Regions from separate parts of the Homo sapiens genome. Here region 1 is linked to region 2. Evidence: chromatin loops called from intact Hi-C (ENCODE). Cell type or tissue: Caco-2. All regions are shown on one strand. Each heading gives the region's core, and the rest is flanking DNA. Links, peaks and the distances in the headings are about the cores only.

Region 1 (8,230 bases), core at 1,138-3,637, 140 kb before region 2:
AAAAGGGCAAAGCAGGTTCTCCTTAGAGCATGGTGGGTTGTCAGGGCCCCATTAGGCTCTTATACACACCATAAAGTTATATAGTAGTGACAGCTAACACGCACACATACGCTGTGAGAAGTACATTATTTTGTTGAATCCTCACAACAACCCTATGAAGTGGTAGATACTAATTTTTTTTTTTTTGAAATGGAGTCTGGCTCTATTCCCCAGGCTGGAGTGCAGTGGCATGATCTCGGCTCACTGCAAGCTCCACCTCCCGGGTTCCAGCAGTTCTCCTGTCTCAGCCTCCCAAGCAGCTGGGACTACAGGTGCCCGCCACTGCGCCTGGCTAATTTTTTTGTATTTTTAGTAGAGACGGGGTTTCACCGTGTTAGCCAGGATGGTCTCGATCTCCTGACCTCATGATCCACCTGCCTCGGCCTCCCAAAGTGCTGGGATTACAGGTGTGAGCCACCGCACCCGGCTGGTAGATACTAATTTTTAAAATACAATAACAAGGCCGGGTGCGGCGGTTCACGCCTGTAATCCCAGCACTTTGGGAGGCCAAGGCAGGCGGATCACCTGAGGTTAGGAGACCAGCCTGGCCAATATGGTGAAACCCCATCTCTACTAAAAATACAAAAAGTTAGCTGGGCATGGTGGTGCATGCCTGTAATCCCAGCTACTCAGGAGGCTGAGGCAGGAGAATCGCTTGAACCTGGGAGGCGAAGGTTGCAGTGAGCCGAGATTGCGCCACTGCACTCCAGCCTGGGTGGCAGAGCAAGACTCCGTCTCAAAAAAAGAAATAAAAGTAAAACAATAAGGCCGGGTGTGGTGGCTCACGCCTGTAATCCCAGCACTTTGGGAGGCTGAGATGGGCGTATCACAAGGTCAGGAGATCGAGACCATCCTGGCTAACATGGTGAAACCCTTTCTCTACTAAAAATACAAAAAAAAAAACAAATGAGCCAGACATGGTGGCAGGCGCCTGTAGTCCTAGCTACTCGGGAGGCTGAGGCAGGAGAATGGCGTGAACCCAGAAGGCGGAGCTTGCAGTGAGCCAAGATCGCGCCACTGCACTCCAACCTGGGCAACAGAGTGAGACTTTTGTCTCAAAAAAATAATAAAAATAACAATAAAAGTACAAATAAAAACCAATACAGTATAACAATGATTTACAAGCATTTACCTTGTATTAGGTACTACAAGTAATCTAGAGATGATTTAAAGTACTGTACAGGAGGATGTGCATAGGTTATGTGTAAATTCTACACCATCTTATATATTTTCTTCTTTCTGTTTTTTTTTTTTTTTTGAGACAGTCTCACTCTGTTGCCCAGTGCAGTGCAGTGGTACCATCTCGGCTCGCTGCAACCTCTTCCTCCCAGGTTCAAGCAATTCTTGTGCCTCAGCCTCCCTAGCAGCTGGGATACACACATGCGCCGCCATGCCCAGCTAATTTTTGTATTTTTTGTAGATATGGGGTTTCTCTATGTTGGCCAGGCTGGTCTCGAACTCTTGACTTCAAGTGATCTGCCCACCTTGGCCTCCCAAAGTGCTGGGATAACAAGCATGAGCCATGGCCATATTTTATTTTTTCTAAACCATTTTATTTAATTAAGGATCTGCAGATTTTGGCATCCTTGGGTGTCCTGGAACCAATACCCTGTGGGTACCAAGAGACAACTGTACTTGCTCACTATTGGCCTAGGAATGTACTTTTCCTTCTATGAACCTGTTTATCTTTCATGGTTATCCCCCCTTTGCCAGGTAAGTATGAACCTGTTTATCTTTCATAAAGCTCTACATGTGAACAGAGAACAATATACAGGCCAGGCCCCTATGAACAGAGGGGACCCTTTCAGGACTGATGGGCAGAGAACAGGCCATCAGAAGCTAGGCCCTAGGCTACTGAGGGGTAGCAGAGAGGCCACGAGCCTGTTATCATCACAGCCAAGACAACCAGCCTGTCACTATCAGTTGCCAGTGTCTTCAGGGGGCTGACTCAGGGAGAGCCAGCCTGGTTGGTGTGAACCAGCTGCCTGTTCTCCCAAAAGGAAGGAAGATGACTTCAGTGAAAACCAGTGTGCACCTGGTCCCTTCTCAGCTCCTCCTCCTACTTCTGTACCACTAGGTTCCTTGCCTCAGTCCTCCTTTCCTTCCCCTGCCCTTGAAGACCAACCTTGCATTAGTTGCTCCAGGCATCTGCACGAGTGCTGGTGCTGAGTAGGGGATCACAAGCTGGCACAAGTAGCGAGGCTGCTGTATGTGAGTGGCCAGCTGGCCCACCTCCAGGCCATAAGCAACCCCCAGGCCCTCTTTTGGAGGATCCAGTTAAGTAGCACGTAAAGCCCTGAGCAGGAGAAAACACCAGGTAGTCCAGAATAAAAGTTATGTCTGGTTAGTACTACAGCCACCAACCCAGAGGGGTGAATACATGCCCTGGGGGGAAAAATGGAGCTGCAAAGACACCTCCTTTTCCTGATGGCTAAGTATCAGGCATTCTAAGCACAGACAAAGCCTTCGGTGCTAACTTCAGAACCAGATCCCTCCCCCAAGGCTATTTCCAGATCACCCATCACCCCAAACCAGGGCAGCCCCTCCCTGTTCTTGGCCAGCCTGCAAACCCCAAAGTGTGTCAACTAGAGGGCAGCTCAGAGGCCAGGTGGAAAGGGAGGGAGGCCTCTGGGAATCAGGACAGCAGGTGGTGCTGGTAGTGAAAAGTCCCTGTGGTTTGAGAGACTGTAAGCCACAGAAGAGACTGTCCCCGCTGAGAGACAAGGACTGCTGCAGAAACAGAAAGCCTGGAGGCTGGCCAGTGCTCAAGCCTGGAATAGGAACTTCTCTGCAACTAAATAAAAGAAAATTAGCTGTTTAAAGCTAATGTTCCTAGACTTCAGTGTGATGTGACCCCAGGGACCCTCAAACATGCATGACACGGACATCTATATCAGGAAGCTCATAGGCAAAAATAGAGCTGTGTAAACGAATCTGAAACTTAGAAGCTGTAACTTTGGAAAGTGAGACGTGAAGAGGTGGCGAGCACACACGGTGGGTGGGGAGCACGTGGCGAGCAGAGACACTGGACAAAGAGTTGGTGGGTCAGTCCATTAAGCCTTATCCTGGTCTCTACCAGTTGCAAACATTCTAGATCTCCCTAGTAAATGGGCTCCTCAGTGGAGAGTCCATTGAAATCCAACATGTAACCCACCCCCAAGTAATGCCCACCTCCAGCACTTGCTCCCTTTCCATTCCTTCTCAGGTATCTCAAGCAGGGAAGGGGCTGCCCTAGGAAAGTAACAGAAATATTTGAAATTGACATTCTGAACTACTAATACATCACTTATAAGATTTACTTAAATTTGGCCAGGTGCGGTGGCTCACATCTGTAATCCCAGCACTTTGAGAGGCTGAGGCGGGTGAATCACTTGAGGTCAGGAGTTCGAGACCAGCCTGACCAACATGGTGAAACCCTGTCTCTATGAACAATACAAAAATTAGCCAGGTGTGCTGGCAGGCCTGTAATCCCAGCTACTCAGGAGGCTGAGGCAGGAGGATTGCTTGAACCCAGGAGGCAGAGGTTGCAGTGAGCTGAGATTGTGTCACTGCACTCCAGCCTGGGTGACAGAGCGAGACTCCACCTCAAAAAAAAAAAAAAAAAAGTTTTAAAATTAGCCAGGCATGGTGGTGCATACCTGTGGTCCCTGCTACTCCACAAGCTGAGGTGGGAGGATCGCTTGACCCGGGAGGTCAAGGACAGTGAGCTGTGATCACGCTACTGTTCTCCGGCCTGGGCAAGAGAGTGAGACCCCGGCCACTCCAAAAAAAAAAAAGAAACATTCCATGATGGGGACAAAAAATTAAATAAAATAAGAACAACCCCCCCGCCCCCAGAAATCTTCACATTCCCTTAGTCCTAGGAAAACCAGGACAGTTGGTCACCCTAAATGAAAAACCACCACGGAGAATGATTAGAAAATCGCAAAGCAGTACATATAAATAATCAGGGCTGAATTAAGGCCTGGTAGATATTTGTTCATGAATTAAGCAAGGATTTATTAAAAACGGAGATTGAGTTGCTCAGCACTAAGCTTCACAATGGACCCTACCTAAAGGGGTTCCCACTTTTACTAGAGGGGTGATATAGCATTGTTACCATTTGGATAGTGTTTTACCCTGCATGATGCACCTGCACATGCATTCATTATCTGGGTTTTCTGAGGGAGGTTTTTTTCGTCATTTATCATCATAGGGAAATCGGTTTAGGGAGGGTAAGTAATTTGTCCAACATCACACAGCTGGTACATAAAAGACACACTAGACCTCATGTCCTCTGGCACCAAATCAATACACTCTTTCCTCCACACCCACTAAGAAGTGCTCAGAGGTGATGCAACCTGAATTGCAGTTGTTGGTTTGGAGAGTTTTATTTATTTATTTTTTTGACACAGAGTCTCGCTCTGTCACCCAGGCTGGACTGCAGTGGCGCGATCTCATTTCACTGCAACCTCCGCCTCCCAGGTTCAAGCAATTCTCCTGTCTCAGTCTCCCAAGTAGCTGGGACTACAGGCGCATGCTACCACACCCAGCTAATTTTTGTATTTTCAGTAGAGACAGCGTTTCACCATATTTGTCAGGCTGGTCTTGAACTCCTGACCTCAGGTGATCCACCCGCCTTGGCCTCCCAAAGTGCTGGGATTACAGGCATGAGCCACTGTGCCCGGCCTTTTGTGTTTTATTTTTGAGACAGGGTCTCCCTCTGTTGCCCAGGCTGGAGTATGGGTGGCACAATCATGACTCACTTCAGCCTTGGCTGAAGCTATCTTCCTGCCTCCGCCTGCCAAGTAGCTGGGACCACTGGTGCGTGCCACCATGCCTGGCTAATTTTTAAAATTATTTGTAGAGACAAGGTCTCCCTATGTTGCCCAGGCTGGTCTCAAACTCTTGGCCTCAAGAGATCCTCTTGCCCCAGCTTCCCAAAGCGCTGGCATTACAGGCATAAGCCTCTGGGCCTGGCCTCAGTTGCAGGTTCTTAAGTGAGAAGGGACATGATGAAATCTGTGTTTTAGGGCTGGTGCGGTGGCTTGCACCTGTAATCCCAGCACTTTGGGAGGCTGAGGCAGTGAAATTGCTTGAGCCCAGGAGTTTGAGAATAGCCCGGGCAACACAGCAAAACCCGTCTCTAGAAAATATACAAAAATTAGCAGGGCATGGTGGTGTGCACCTGTGGTCCCAGCTACTTGGGGGGCTGAGGTGGGAGGATCACTTGAGCCCAGGAGGCAGAGGTTGCAGCAAGCCGAGATCACACCATTGTACTCCAGCCTGAGTGACAGAGCAAGACCTTGTTTCAAAAAAAATAAAAATCTGTGTTTTAGGATACTTTGTCTGAAGCTGGCTTAAAATGTAAATCAGCAAATTGGCAGTTTTTTGAATGAAAAAACACTCAGTGGTTTTTGGGGGTGTTGTTGTTGTTGTTTAGAGACAGTCTTGCTCTGTCACTCAGGCTGGAGTACAGTGATACAATCATAGTTCATGGTAACCTTGAACTCCTGTGTTCAAGCAATCCTCCCGCCTCAGTGTGCCAAGTACATGGGACTACAGGTGGTGCCACCATACCTGGCTAATTTTAATTTTTTTTTTTTTTTTTAGAAATGGGGTCTCACTGTATTGCCCAGATTGGTCTCAAACTCCTGGCCTCAAGTGATCCACTTGCTTTGGCCTCACAAATTGCTGGGATTAAGGCATGAGCCACTGCACCTGGCCTTTCTTTTTGTTTTCTATATTTTCCAAATGGTCTATAATTAATATGTATTACTTTTATAATCAGAAACAAGTATATTTTAAGTGTAAATAAGTAGAAGAGTAAACAGGAAAAGAAGCTAGAGGTAAAGTGGCCACAGATGGTAAATGACAATAAGGTAGATATGAAAAACAGAGATGATTATAACAGAACAGAAGGAGAAATCTAACTGCTTGGTGGTGGAGATCAATACATTCTTATTTCAGACAGATTTTTACTCTCTTTCTGAAAACTATGGGAGACATGAGGGTTTAGGGTTATTTCAAAAAACAAGTGGAGGCTGGGTACTCATGCCTGTAATCCCAGCACTTTGGGAGGCCAAGTCGGGAGGATCACTTGAGGCCAGGAGTTTGAGATCAGCCTGGGCAACATAGCGAGACCCTGTCTCCACAAAAATAAGCCAGGGCTGGTGGCAGGTGCCTGTATTCCTCGCTACTCAGGAGGCTGGAGTGAGGAGGATTGCTTGAACCCAGAAGTTCAAGGCTGCAGTGAACTATGATTGTGCCACTGCACTCCAGCCTGGGCAACAGAGGGAGATTCTATCTCAAAAAAAAAAAAAGTGGATATATTTGATTCAAATTTAGAACTACAAAAGAATAGCAAGCAAAGAAACAAGCTCAATATTTTTCATACCATGACCAACAAGAAAACTTAACATTCTAAATGAACTTTCTATAATATATTAGTTAGTGTACAAGTATTATAAAATATACATTCATGATATACAATTGTATACATTAATATGCAATACAAATGGATATAAAGTATCTCAACAAAAGTTTTTTTTTGTTGTTTTTATGTTTGTTTGTTTTGTTTGTTTATTTTTAGGAGACAAGGTCTCACACTGTCACCCAGGCTGGAGTGCAGTGGCATGATCATAGCTCAGTGCAGCCTCAAATTCCTGGACTCAGCCTGTAATCCCAGCACTTTGGGAAGCCGAGGTGGGCAGATCACCTGACTTCAGGAGTTCGAGACCAGCTTGGCCAACATGGTGAAACCCTGTCTCTACTAAAAAGACAAAAATTAGCCAGGCATGGTGGTGGGCATCTGTAATCCCAGCTATTTGGGAGGCTGAGGCAGGAGAATCACTTGAACCCAGGAGGCAGAGGTTGCAGTGAGCCAAGGTCGCTCCATTGCACTCCAGGCTGGGCCACAAGAGTGAGTCTCAAAAAAAAAAAATGCCTGGGCTCAAGTAATCCTCCTGCCTCAGCCTCCCAAGTAGCTAGGACTGCAGGTGCCTGGCACCACACCTGGCCTCAATGAAACTCTTAAAGTGATGAATAAATACTCGAAATGCTAGGGATGGACTGCTGAACATAAATATAATTTTTGCATATAATCATATGCTTTGGTTTGTTTTTTCAAATTCAAAATAAAATGTTGCAAAACATAAGTTGTCCAGCTAGGCACAGTGGCTCACACCTGTAATCCCAGCACTTTCAGAGGCCGAGGCAGTGGGATTGCTTGAGCCCAGGAGTTTGAGAACAGCCTCAGCAACATGGTGAAACCCTGTCTCTACAAAAAATACAAAACTTAGCTGGGTGTGGTGGCACACGCCTGTACCCAGTCACTTGGGGGGCTGAGGTGGGATAATGTCTTATGGGATGGGACAGTGTCTTTATCTCTATTTCCCTGTTATCTACTACAGGCCCTGCACAATGTAGCTGTTCAAAAAACATTTGTTGAACAAATGAAAAAATGATGTCAAGGCCATAACTTTTACTCCTCCTCTTTTCATTAACAAGAAGACATTAAGAGATTTGCCACATAATCAAATAAAAGCACACCCCAGGACAAATTAATGTGTTGACCACATTGGATCAGGAATATTGAGACTTTAATCCTAGACTGTTTTCAGAGAGGAGTTGGAAAATGGGGAAAAAAGATGTAATTTCTCCAACTAGAAATTAACTTATTAAAATTCATGCATAACATAAGCTATTCCAAGATTCCCCCTTTTTTTTTTTTTTTTTTTTTGACACAGGGTCTTGCTTTGTCACCCAGACTGGAGTGCAGTGGCACGATCACGACTCACTGTAGCCTTGACCTTCTGGGCTCAAGCAATTCCCTGCCTTAGCCTTCCAAGTAGCTGGGACTACAGGCATGCACCACCATATCTGGCTAATTTTTTTGGTATTTTTTTGTAGAGACAGGGTTTTGCCATGTTGCCCAGGCTGGTCTCGAACTCCTGAGTTCAAGTGATCTGCCCGTCTCAGCCTCCCAAAGTAGCAGGATTACAGGTGTGAGCCACCAGGCCTGGCCTATTCCAAGATCCTTACACCAAATAGCTTATAGTATCAGAAACCAAATGGCTTGATGTAGCTGAATTTCTGATACTTGATACTTTGGAAATTTTCCCAATGGACACATTATACAAGATGCCATTAGCACCTGAATGGAAACAAACTGGTGACTACAAGTATTCTACATCCTGCCAGATCAAATAAT
Region 2 (10,500 bases), core at 4,425-6,924:
CTGTGCCTGGCTTCTTTATTATCATTATTATTATTTTAGACAGAGTCTCGCTATATCACCCAGGTTAGTCTCCAATTCCTGGGCTCAAGTTCCTGCTTCAGGCTCCCGAGTAACTGGGATTACAGGCATGAGCTGCATACCCAGCAATAGTATCACATTTTTTAAAAGACACTGAGGCCAGGCACAGTGGCTCACACCTGTAATCCCAGCATTTTGGGAGGCCAAGGCAGGTGGATCCCTTGAGGTCAGGAGTTCAAGACAAGCCTGGCCAACCTGGTGAAACCCTGTCTCTACTAAAATACAAAAATTAGCTGGATGTGGCGGCGTACACATGTAATCCCAGCTGCTCAGGAGGCTGAGGCAGTAGAATCACCTGAACCTGGGAAGCGGAGGTTGCAGTGAGCCAAGATGGCGCCACTGCACTCCAGCCTGGGCAACAGAGCAAGACTCCATCTCAAGAAAAAAAAAAGTCACTGAATAATAGGAGTATCAAATCCCATTTATGCTTTCCTTTAAAAAAATCCAGAATATGTGGGAAATGAGATATGAGTGGGGATACAAAGTTTTCTGGGTTAAATATTTTGCAACAAGTATATACTTACATATTACTTGCAATTTAAAAACTGTATTTTTTAATAGCAAAAGCAGAAAGGGGCTTAGAAAGGGAATGTGAGGGCCCTCAGGAGTGGAAAACAGGGGACTTCCCATGACGAAACTAGCTTCTGTTCCTAATACGGCCCTTCCTCTACCCATTGCTACAGATCATCAGATCGTGGGACTATCTCCTATGGCTACATGGAAAAGAAAGGTGAGGTCTCCTGTCCCTATTCATCTCCAAAGACCCCCAAAGTAAACCCTCAGTTACCCGGATGCTCTCAGAGGTCGATAAAAACATTCAAACATCCAACTGGCATGGAAAAGTGGAAGAGGAAAATCAAAACGAGAGAAAATTCCCAGATTCTCCAATTAGACAGTTTGGACACCTGAGCTCAGGAATGACTACAATAAGTTCTCCTTTGGAGGTCTCAACATCATGATGCAAACTTAACCCCAACCCTAGGCTAAAAATAAAACTTCCCAAGGGCCAGGTGCAGTGGTTCATGCCTGGAATCCCAACACTTTAAGAGACTGATGCAGGAAGATTGCTTGAAGCCAGGAGTTCGAGACCAGCCTCGGCAAAAAAGCAAGACCCCCATATCTACAAAAAATATGCCTGCTGTCCTAGCTACTTGGGAGACTGAACCAGGAGGATCTCTTGAGCCTAGAAGCTCAAGACTGCAGCATGCCATGATTCTTCCACCGCACTCCAATGTGGGCAACAGAGTGAGCCCCTGTTCCTAAAAAGTAAAGTAAGATAAAAATAAAATAGGAACTTCCTACCAAGTTACCTATATTTTCTTTTTTGATCTTAAGGCCATTTTACATATGAAAATCTTGAGCTCCAGAGATGTGAAATAACCTGCTCAAGTTACTTGCAGTAAGACAGAGGCAGAACCTACCTTCAGAATCCTCATCAGTTTTTTTCTTTCATCCGTTATGATTATCCATTATCATTATGCCATATTGTCCTTTTTTTTTTTTTTTGAGATAGGGCACAATCACAGCTCTCTGCAGCCTCAACCTCTGGGGCTCAAGTGATCCTCCTGCCTCAGCCTCCCGAGTAGCTGGGACTACAGGTGCACACCACTATGCCAGGCTAATTTTTTAAAAATTTTTTTATAGTTTTTTTTTTGTAGAGACAGGGTTTCACTATGTTGCCCAGGCTCTATTTTAAATCTAACATTTGCTTTTGTCCCCTTTAATCTTGACCCCAACCCCAGTCCTAACCCATAGTGGGCTCATGTGCTTCTGGCCCCAACCCAGTGAAAATGGCTTGTTTTGCTTTCTGCACCTCCTTGCTCCTTCCTCCCATCTTATCACTCAGAAATCTCCCATGCTTCCTTCTTGAAAGGAGCAATCCTAGGCAGGCAGGAAGGACTAGATTTGGTCCCAGCCTGAAATGTCTCAGAGACTGCATGGCTCTTTTCTGCATCATTGTAGAAATGATCCTTACCAGGAGGACTTTGGAGTTCACGTCAAGCAGGCCATTGACTCTCTCCCACTGGATTCTTTGCAAAAGCAGCCTCTTGACCATAGAGGAGGACAACAGGTTATCCGTGCCCATGATCCAAGAGCTTGAGATCCTGAGATGAAGACTTCAGGAGAGATCAGGACAGATAATTTGTGGTGGGCAGGAATCAGTAAACTGGGACAACAGCAGCAGCTGAGTCCAAGGGTCAGTGTCTGGGAGTAATTTAGGAAAGTTTGGTGCTGACAGCTGTGTCTGGGACTTGAACGTCATGGCCAAACCAGCTCCTGGGCTCCTCAGCTGCTTCAGACTAATGAACCTCTGGCCCAGGACACAAGAAGCAGCTGTGGTGTGGCTGAAGTCAGGACCCCCGGAGGCCCAGACTCAGCCTTGCTGCTTCCTTAACAGTGTGACCTTAGATAAGTCACTTAGGAAAAGAGGAAAGGAAACTAGCATTTAGCGAGTGCAGTGCCCTTTCACAGCTGCCATCATACAGTGAGGAGGGGAATGTCCCTATTTCACATGAGAAGTCCTGAAGGTAAACGTGTCATTCAAGGCTCTATAGCTGGGGAGTAAGAAGACAGAATTAGAACCCAGAGCTTCTGAATTCAAATCCCGGGCTGTTGGCCCTGAGCTTTAGCTTCTCGGTCTGTAAAATGGTGTTACACTCACCTGGCACATGAAGTCGCACACTGAAGGTTCTAAAACCCCTCCATTCTTTCTCCCAACCGTGGTCCTGAAGAGCTGTGGCACCTTCTTCCTGGGAACGTAGTCATCGTATTTTGCCCTCCCCACAACAGGTTTGTGGGGTCTAGGCCCCAGGAGGTGTCTGAAGGGAAGGTATTTGGACTTTGCTTTCCCCTCTACCCCACTCCCCAGACCTTCTCCCGACTCCAGAGGGCTGGCTCCCGCTTCTCCTCCCTGGTTTTGGCTGGCGGACTGACATCAGCTGGTATTCCTAGGGATAGGATAAGGAACCCTGAGCTGCATGGCTCAGCTCCAGGCGCCCCTTCCCCCACAACCCAGGACAGCCCCTTAGAAGCAGCGGCGTCGAGAGGCCGCTGGAGCTCCCAGCCCCCTCCCTCTTCTCCACGTCTGGGAGAGCAGCTTGCCGACCCCTCCAGACCCGAAAGAGAGAGGGGGCGACTCGAATTCGGGGAGCGATCCTGGGAGACCCTGGAGAGTCCTGGGCGCCACGCAGCCGAGCCCCCGAAATAGATCCCGGTTCCGGGGTTCCGGGAGCTGTCCAGCCTCGCGGGGTGAGCTACGAGAGGGTGGGCCAACGCCGGCGAGGCGGAGGGAGCCGCGGGCGCCAGGCGCGGGTGAGGCAGCGACTCCCCCTCCAGCCGCGGGCCCCGAGCGTCGCCCCCGCCCCCCACGTGGCCGCCGCCGTCCCAGCCCCTCCGAGGAAGCGGCGCGGCTTCCTGCAGCTTGGGCTGGGGATATAGGCGCCCCCACACCCGGGCCCGGCTCAGCGCCGCCGCCGCTCCTCGCCTCCTTGCTGCACGATGGCCTCGCTCCGGGTGGAGCGCGCCGGCGGCCCGCGTCTCCCTAGGACCCGAGTCGGGCGGCCGGCAGCGCTCCGCCTCCTCCTCCTGCTGGGCGGTGAGCGCGGCGCCCCGAGGCCCGGGCGGGAGGCGCGAGAGGCCCCGGAGGGGAGAGGGGAGAGGGGAGAGGGGCTGGATGGCCGAGGCCGGAACGGGCCCTGGGGTGCGGGTTAGGACCGACGTACCTAGCAGCACTGGCCCTCGGACGGTCCCTGACCCCACCTCGGGGCGGGCGCAGCATGAGCTGCTTCCCACCCAGGGAAAGCTGGGGTGCTGGCCCCGGCCCCTCGAAGAGGGCTTAGGAGGACGGAAGCTGGCCAGAGATGAGGGGGCTTTGGGCCTGGGTGTGAGTGACAAGGAGCTGGTGCCAGCCCCTCCCTCCCCGGCACTGAGGCGTCCGTGGGGGCTAGATTATTCCTCCTTTTCTTCCAAGGTAGCCTATTTTCGGAGGGTCTCAGTCCCCCAACCCCCCTCGCAGGCTCCACTGCCGGGGTCCCCGCTATGTTACCCTCCTCTCCCGTTTCTTCCCACAGCTGTCCTGAATCCCCACGAGGCCCTGGCTCAGCCTCTTCCCACCACAGGCACACCAGGGTCAGAAGGTGGGTACCCAGGGTGTGGAAGGGTGGCCGAGGGTAAGGACGAGAGCAAGTTCAGTGGGGAGGGTTCCTTTCCCACGAGGCCTGCCCAACCCCAGCTGATGCCCCACTACACTCCCCTCTGTTCTTTCTTGGGGTTCCTCGTGGTCTTTCTCCCTGTCCTCCTACAAAGCCCCTGCACGGCTCTGAGCTGCCCACCTCACAAGTGGGCGAGAAGACCCCAGGAAAAGGTGTACGTGGAAGTTCTTATCAGGCTGGGATGGAAAGTGCTTAGCACATGGAAGTCATTATAGGATTCCTGAGCTGGGACTCTGTCCTCAGCCAGAATGTTTTGCTAGGGAAACTTTCTGAAGGGTTCCCACGTTTGAAGACAGGCAGTTCACCTTGCAAGCACCTGGGCAGGAGGGTTTGTAGGGAGGGGTAGGGGTGTGGTCATTGTGTAGCATCTGTACCTACAGGGGGGACGGTGAAGAACTATGAGACAGCTGTCCAATTTTGCTGGAATCATTATAAGGATCAAATGGATCCTATCGAAAAGGATTGGTGCGACTGGGCCATGATTAGCAGGTAGGGGCAGTGATGGAGGGTGGCTCAGGCCAGGGGGTGGACCTGCTCATTGCAGGTAGACCCTGAGTGAGAGTGGGGCACTCTTCTCCCTGGGTCCACCCCCTCTCTCACTCAAGTCCTCTTCTGCCCCTAGGCCTTATAGCACCCTGCGAGATTGCCTGGAGCACTTTGCAGAGTTGTTTGACCTGGGCTTCCCCAATCCCTTGGCAGAGAGGATCATCTTTGAGACTCACCAGATCCACTTTGCCAACTGCTCCCTGGTGCAGCCCACCTTCTCTGACCCCCCAGAGGATGTACTCCTGGCCATGATCATAGCCCCCATCTGCCTCATCCCCTTCCTCATCACTCTTGTAGTATGGAGGAGTAAAGACAGTGAGGCCCAGGCCTAGGGGGCCACGAGCTTCTCAACAACCATGTTACTCCACTTCCCCACCCCCACCAGGCCTCCCTCCTCCCCTCCTACTCCCTTTTCTCACTCTCATCCCCACCACAGATCCCTGGATTGCTGGGAATGGAAGCCAGGTGGGGTCATGGCACAAGTTCTGTAATCTTCAAAATAAAACTTTTTTTTTGTACAATGTCCTTCTCCCCATTTCAGTGGAACCTGTGTCCTTCCCTGCCACTGCCACAGGCCCTCAGCCCTGGGTAGTAGAACTGGAAAAATCTGGATGGCCCATTGTTCTGTTCATTTCACCTGCCCCCCTGCTCCCTGCCTCCATGAAGGTCACACCCCTATATTCTTTCCTCCCAGGCGGGCCTTTCCTGCCTATATCCAAACTCGGCTCCAGGAAACAAGCAGGAAGAGACTCCCTTCCGGTCTGGACAGCAGCTGGGGGCCTGCAACTGGGGAGGTGTGGGGGAAGGGGCAAGGGAGGAATCTCTGCTTGTGACTCCTGCAAGAGGAGCAGGAGGCTGCCCAGGAGCCCTGACTATTCCTCTTCTTCATGCTTCAGTTTACTCACAGGGCCTGGGAAGAGGAACCCTGACTGAGCAACAGGAATCCATTCCTAAGGCCCTCACAATTGAGGGAGAAAGCAGTGGGGGCTTCCTTTACTAGGTTCACCACCCCTCTCCATGTCCCTTGCCCTCATCCTACATTGTCCTGGACTGGGTGTGGCCTGCAGCCTAGCAACACACTGCCCCCTGGTGTCCACTAAAGCCAGCAACCAGAAGACGTATCTGATCTGGAAGAAGCTCAAGGCTGAGGAGCACTGGACCCTGGGGTCAGAAAACTGCCATCTCTACAGCAATCACTAGTTCCTTGTTTGTTTGTTTGTTTGTTTGTTTGTTGAAACAAGGTCTCATTCTGTCACCCAGGCTGGAGTTCAGTGGCACAAACATGGCTCACTGCAGCCTCGACCTCCTGGGCTCAAGGATCCTCCCATCTCAGACTTCCAAGTAGCTGGGACCACAGGCGTGAGCCACCATGCCCAGCTAATTTTTTTTTTTTTTTTTTTTTTTTGAGATGGAGTCTTGCTCCGTCACCCAGGCTGGAGGGCAGTGGCATGCTCTCGGCTAACTGCAAACTCTGCCTCCTGGTTCATGCCATTCTCCTGCCTCAGCCTCCAGAGTAGTTGGGACTACAGGTGCTCGCCACCACGCCCGGCTAATTTTTTGTATTTTTGGTAGAGACAGGGTTTCACTGTGTTATCCAGGATGATCTCGATCTCCTGACCTCATGATCCACCCACCTCGGCCTCCCAAAGTGCTGGGATTACAGGCACGAGCCACCACACCCGGCCTAATTTTTTTTTTAAGTTTTTTTATACAGATGGGGTCTCACCGTGTTGCCCAGGCTAGTCTTGAACTCCTGGCCTCAAGTGCTCCTCCCCAGTCAGTCTCCCAAAGTGCTGGGATTACAAGCATGAGCCTGCTGTGCCTGCACAACCACTAGTTCTTAGCTGGACCCCGCTATCAGCTTCCTGAGACAAACAACACTCTCTTCAGATACCTTCCTACTTTCTAGGATCATACCCAGCCCCTCTCTACAAGTCACCATTGCTGTATATGAACACACCTATATGTTCCCTGGATAGTGAGGCCCATTTCTTACCAGGTAACCTACACCTTCAACTCTCCATCAGACACAACTGCCAGGTCTCCAAAAATATCTCCAAAACAACTTTATTCTCCATGGATACATCTGTTTACTCCTTGTGGCACCCCGAGCCTCTTTAGGGACTTTCCTTCTTGTTGAAATATCTGCCTTCTTGAGTACATGCATGTCCATTTCTTGGGGTATCCTGCCTTTTCCATATATGCTTGTATGATTCCTGGAACATGCCTATTCATTCTCTGAGACACACATCTCTCAGGGTGCATCTGTTTTTCTAGGCACACATATGTTCCCTAAAAATATTTTGAGTTTTCTGACCGGGCGCGGTGGCTGACACCTGTAATCCCAGCACTTTGGGATGCCAAGGCTGGTGGATCACCTGAAGTCAGGAATTCGAGACCAGCCTAACCAATATGGTGAAACCCGTCTCTATTAAAAATACAAAAATTAGCCAGGCGTTGGGGTGTGTGTTTGTAGTCCCACTACTTAGGAGGCTGAGATAGGAGAATTGCTTGAACCTGGGAGGCAGAGGTTGCAGTGGGCCAAAGATCGCTCCATTGCACTCCAGCCTGGGTGACAGAGCGAGATTCTGTCTCAAAAAAAAGTATATATATTTTGAGTTTTCACCTGAAATACAGGTTTCCTTAATTTCCATGAATGCATCTGTCTTCCCTAAAGGTATATCTACTCCCTTTGTAGCATGTATTTGCCTTCATGCATTTTATTAATATACATCAAGGACCTGCTGGTATAAAACACTGTGTGTGCCGGGCACAGTGGCTCACGCACTCCCAGCACTTTGGGAGTGTAATCCCAGCACTTTGAGAGGCTGAGGCGGGTAGATCACAAGATCAGGAGTTCAAGACCAGCCTGACCAAGACAGTGAAACCCCATCTCTACTAAAAATACAAAACTTAGCCAGTTGCAGTGACAGGCGCCTGTAATCCCAGCTACTCGGGAGGCTGAGGCAGGAGAATTGCTTGAACCTGGGTGGCAGACGTTGTGGTGAGCCAAGATCACGCCACTGCACTCCAGCCTGGGTGACAGAGTGAGACTCCATCTCAAAAACAAAACAAAACAAAACAAAAAAGACACTGTGTGGTGTATTATGTTGGAAAGATAGGTTAGATAGAGTCTGGTTTTCTGCCCTCAGTGGCTTTCATCTAGTGAGAAAGTTGACGTGTACAAATTAACAAACCAAAACAAAAGTGTAATGAGAATCATGCTAGGGATACAAACCAAATGTTATCTGAGTGTGAGGGAAAAAGGGATCACATCTGGCTGAGAAGATCACAAGGGGTGTGATCACAGGAGGGTGACTGCAGAGTTGGTAGATGACTAGGCCATAGCTGGAGTACGTTCTTCTAGGGGAGAGAGTAGAAAGGGAGGTGAATTAGGAAATTATTGCAATAATCCAGACCTGAGAAAATGAGGACATGGGGCAAAGGAGTGTTGAATGGGGTAATGGAAAATAATTATAAAGTAGAGGATAGGATTAAAAACGGGAGGAAGAGGCCAGATGTGGTGGCTCATACCTGTAATCCCAGCGCTTTGGGAGACTGAGGTGGGAGGATCACCTGAGGCCAGGAGTTCAAGACTAGTCAGGGTAGCATAGTGAGACCATGTCTCTACAAAAAAAAAAAAAAAACACAGGCAGGGCGAGGTGGCTCATGCCTGTAATCCCAGCACTTTGGAAGGTTGAGGTGGGTGGATCACTTGAGGTCAGGAATTTGAGACCAACATGGCGAAACACCATCTCTTTTTTTTTTTTTTTTTTTGAGACACAGCATTGCTCTGTCGCTCAGGCCAAAGTACAGTGGTGCAATTTTGGCTCACTGCAACCTCTGCCTCCCTGGTTCAAGCGATTCCTGTGACTCAGCCTCCCAAGTAGCTAGCACTACAGGCATGTGCCACCATGCCCAGCTAACTGTTATATTTGGAGTAGAGACGGGAGATTTCACCATGTTGAGTTGACCAGGCTGGTCTCGAACTCCTGAGCTTAGGTGATCCACCTGCCTCGGCCTCTCAAAATGCTGGGATTACAGGCGTGTGCCACTGCGCCCAGCCCGAAACTCCATCTCTACTGAAAATACAAAATTAGGCCAGATGCGGTGGCTCACGCCTGTAGTCCCAGTACTTCGGGAGGCTGAGATGGGCAGATCACCTAAGCTCAGGGGTTCGAGAACAGCCTGGCCAACATAGTGAAACCCTATCTCTACTAAAAATACAAAAACTAGCTGGGCGTTGTGGTGCATGCCTGTAATCTCAGCTACTCCGGAGGCTAAGGCAGGAGAATCGCTTGAACCTGGGAGGCAGAGGCTGCAGTGAGCTGAGAACGCAACATTACACTCCAGCCTGGGCAACAGAGCGAAACTCTGTCTCAAAAAAAAAAAAAAAAAAAAAAAAAGCTGGCACAGTGGCTCACGCCTGTAATCCCAGCACTACTTTGGGAGGCCAAGGTGGGTGGATCCACGAGGTAAGGGGATTGAGACCATCCTGGCTAACACAGTGAAACCCCATCTGTACTAAAAATACAAAAAATTAGCCGGGTGTGGTGGCACGCGCCTGTAGTCCCAGCTACTCAGGAGACTGAGGCAGGAGAATCGCTTGAACCCAGGAGGCAGAGGTTGCAGTTGCGCCACTGCACTCCAACCTGGCGACAGAGTGAGACCCCGTCTAAAAAAAAAAAAAAAAGCTGGGTATGGTGGCATGCACCTGTAGTCACAGCTACTCAGGAGGCTGAGGCAGGAGAATCACTTGAACCTGGGAGGCGGAGGTTGCAATGAGCCAAGATCGTGCCACTGCACTCCAGCCTGGGCAACAGAGTGAGACTCTGTCTCAAAAACAAACAAACAAACAAACAAACAAATAAGAACTCAGCTGGATGTAGTGGCACATGTCTGTAGTTCCAGCTACTTGGGAGGCTGAGTGGGGAGGATCAGGGATTCAAGGTTATGGTGAGGTATGATTGGGCCACTGCACTCCACCACTGGCAACCCTGTCTCTAAAAAAAATAAAAAAAATACCAACAGACCCTTGATGTATATTCATGAAATGCATGAAGGCAAATACATGCCATGAAGGGAGTAGATATATCTTTAGGGAAAACAGATGCATTCATGGAAATAAAGCAAACCTTTATTTCAGGTGAAAACTCAAAATATCTTTAGGGCATATTGTCCACTTCCCCATTCAACACTCCTTTGCTCCATGTCCTCATTTTCTCAAGCCTAGATTATTGCAATAATTTCCTAATTCACCTCCCTTTCTACTCTCTCCCCTAGGGAGGAAATTAGCAGGACTTGGATAAAACAGGAGGGAGAGGCCAGGGCTGAGGGAGAGGAGAGGTTAGGGGTGACTCAGGCTTTGGACTTGAGTTACTAGGACAATTATGGCAGTAATAATAGAAAAGAGCCATTGAGGAGGAAGAACTGTCCTGAAGAAAAGAATGTACAATTATAAGGTAACAGTGGAACAAGCTGTTATGTTCCACAGAGAGTTAGAAATGGGGGGATGGGAGTGGAAAGAGGTTGGGTCTGGAAATATAGGTGTGGGAGTCTCCTGCACGGAAGTGCGCCGTAACGCCATTAGATAGATGAGAACTCTAAGACAGAATGGTTCATTGAAAAGAGGAAGGCTGGCCGGGAGCAGTGGCTCGTGCCTGTA

The links. Peaks named below come from ENCODE experiments on the same cell type or tissue, not always from the same donor. Only the 100,000 strongest peaks of a DNase experiment are listed, where the experiment ranks them.
Region 1: it touches region 2 in a loop (16-fold over the local background); 6 of 110 quality-filtered maps call a loop at or near these places.

The regions. Positions count from the first base shown.
Region 1 is chr17:42,616,055-42,624,284 of GRCh38, forward strand. No RefSeq gene overlaps it. Among named protein-coding and RNA genes, the nearest start is that of TUBG1, 10 kb to the left of the region's middle. RefSeq lists an enhancer at 2,846-2,985. In Caco-2, for the core only: a CTCF peak has its summit at 2,658 (motif pointing right); a DNase peak (open chromatin) is centred at 2,677.
Region 2 is chr17:42,757,686-42,768,185 of GRCh38, forward strand. RAMP2 (receptor activity modifying protein 2) reads left to right here and starts at 3,542. Exons shown (of 4, transcript NM_005854.3): 1 at 3,542-3,673; 2 at 4,149-4,214; 3 at 4,670-4,778; 4 at 4,912-5,356. The coding sequence starts at 3,577. The coding sequence ends at 5,167. It overlaps RAMP2-AS1 (RAMP2 antisense RNA 1), which reads right to left and starts at 3,572. Exons shown (of 6, transcript NR_024462.1): 1 at 3,195-3,572; 2 at 2,950-3,026; 3 at 2,741-2,828; 4 at 2,054-2,195. RefSeq lists a silencer at 3,656-3,745. In Caco-2, for the core only: a CTCF peak has its summit at 5,915 (motif pointing left); DNase peaks (open chromatin) are centred at 5,610 and 5,906.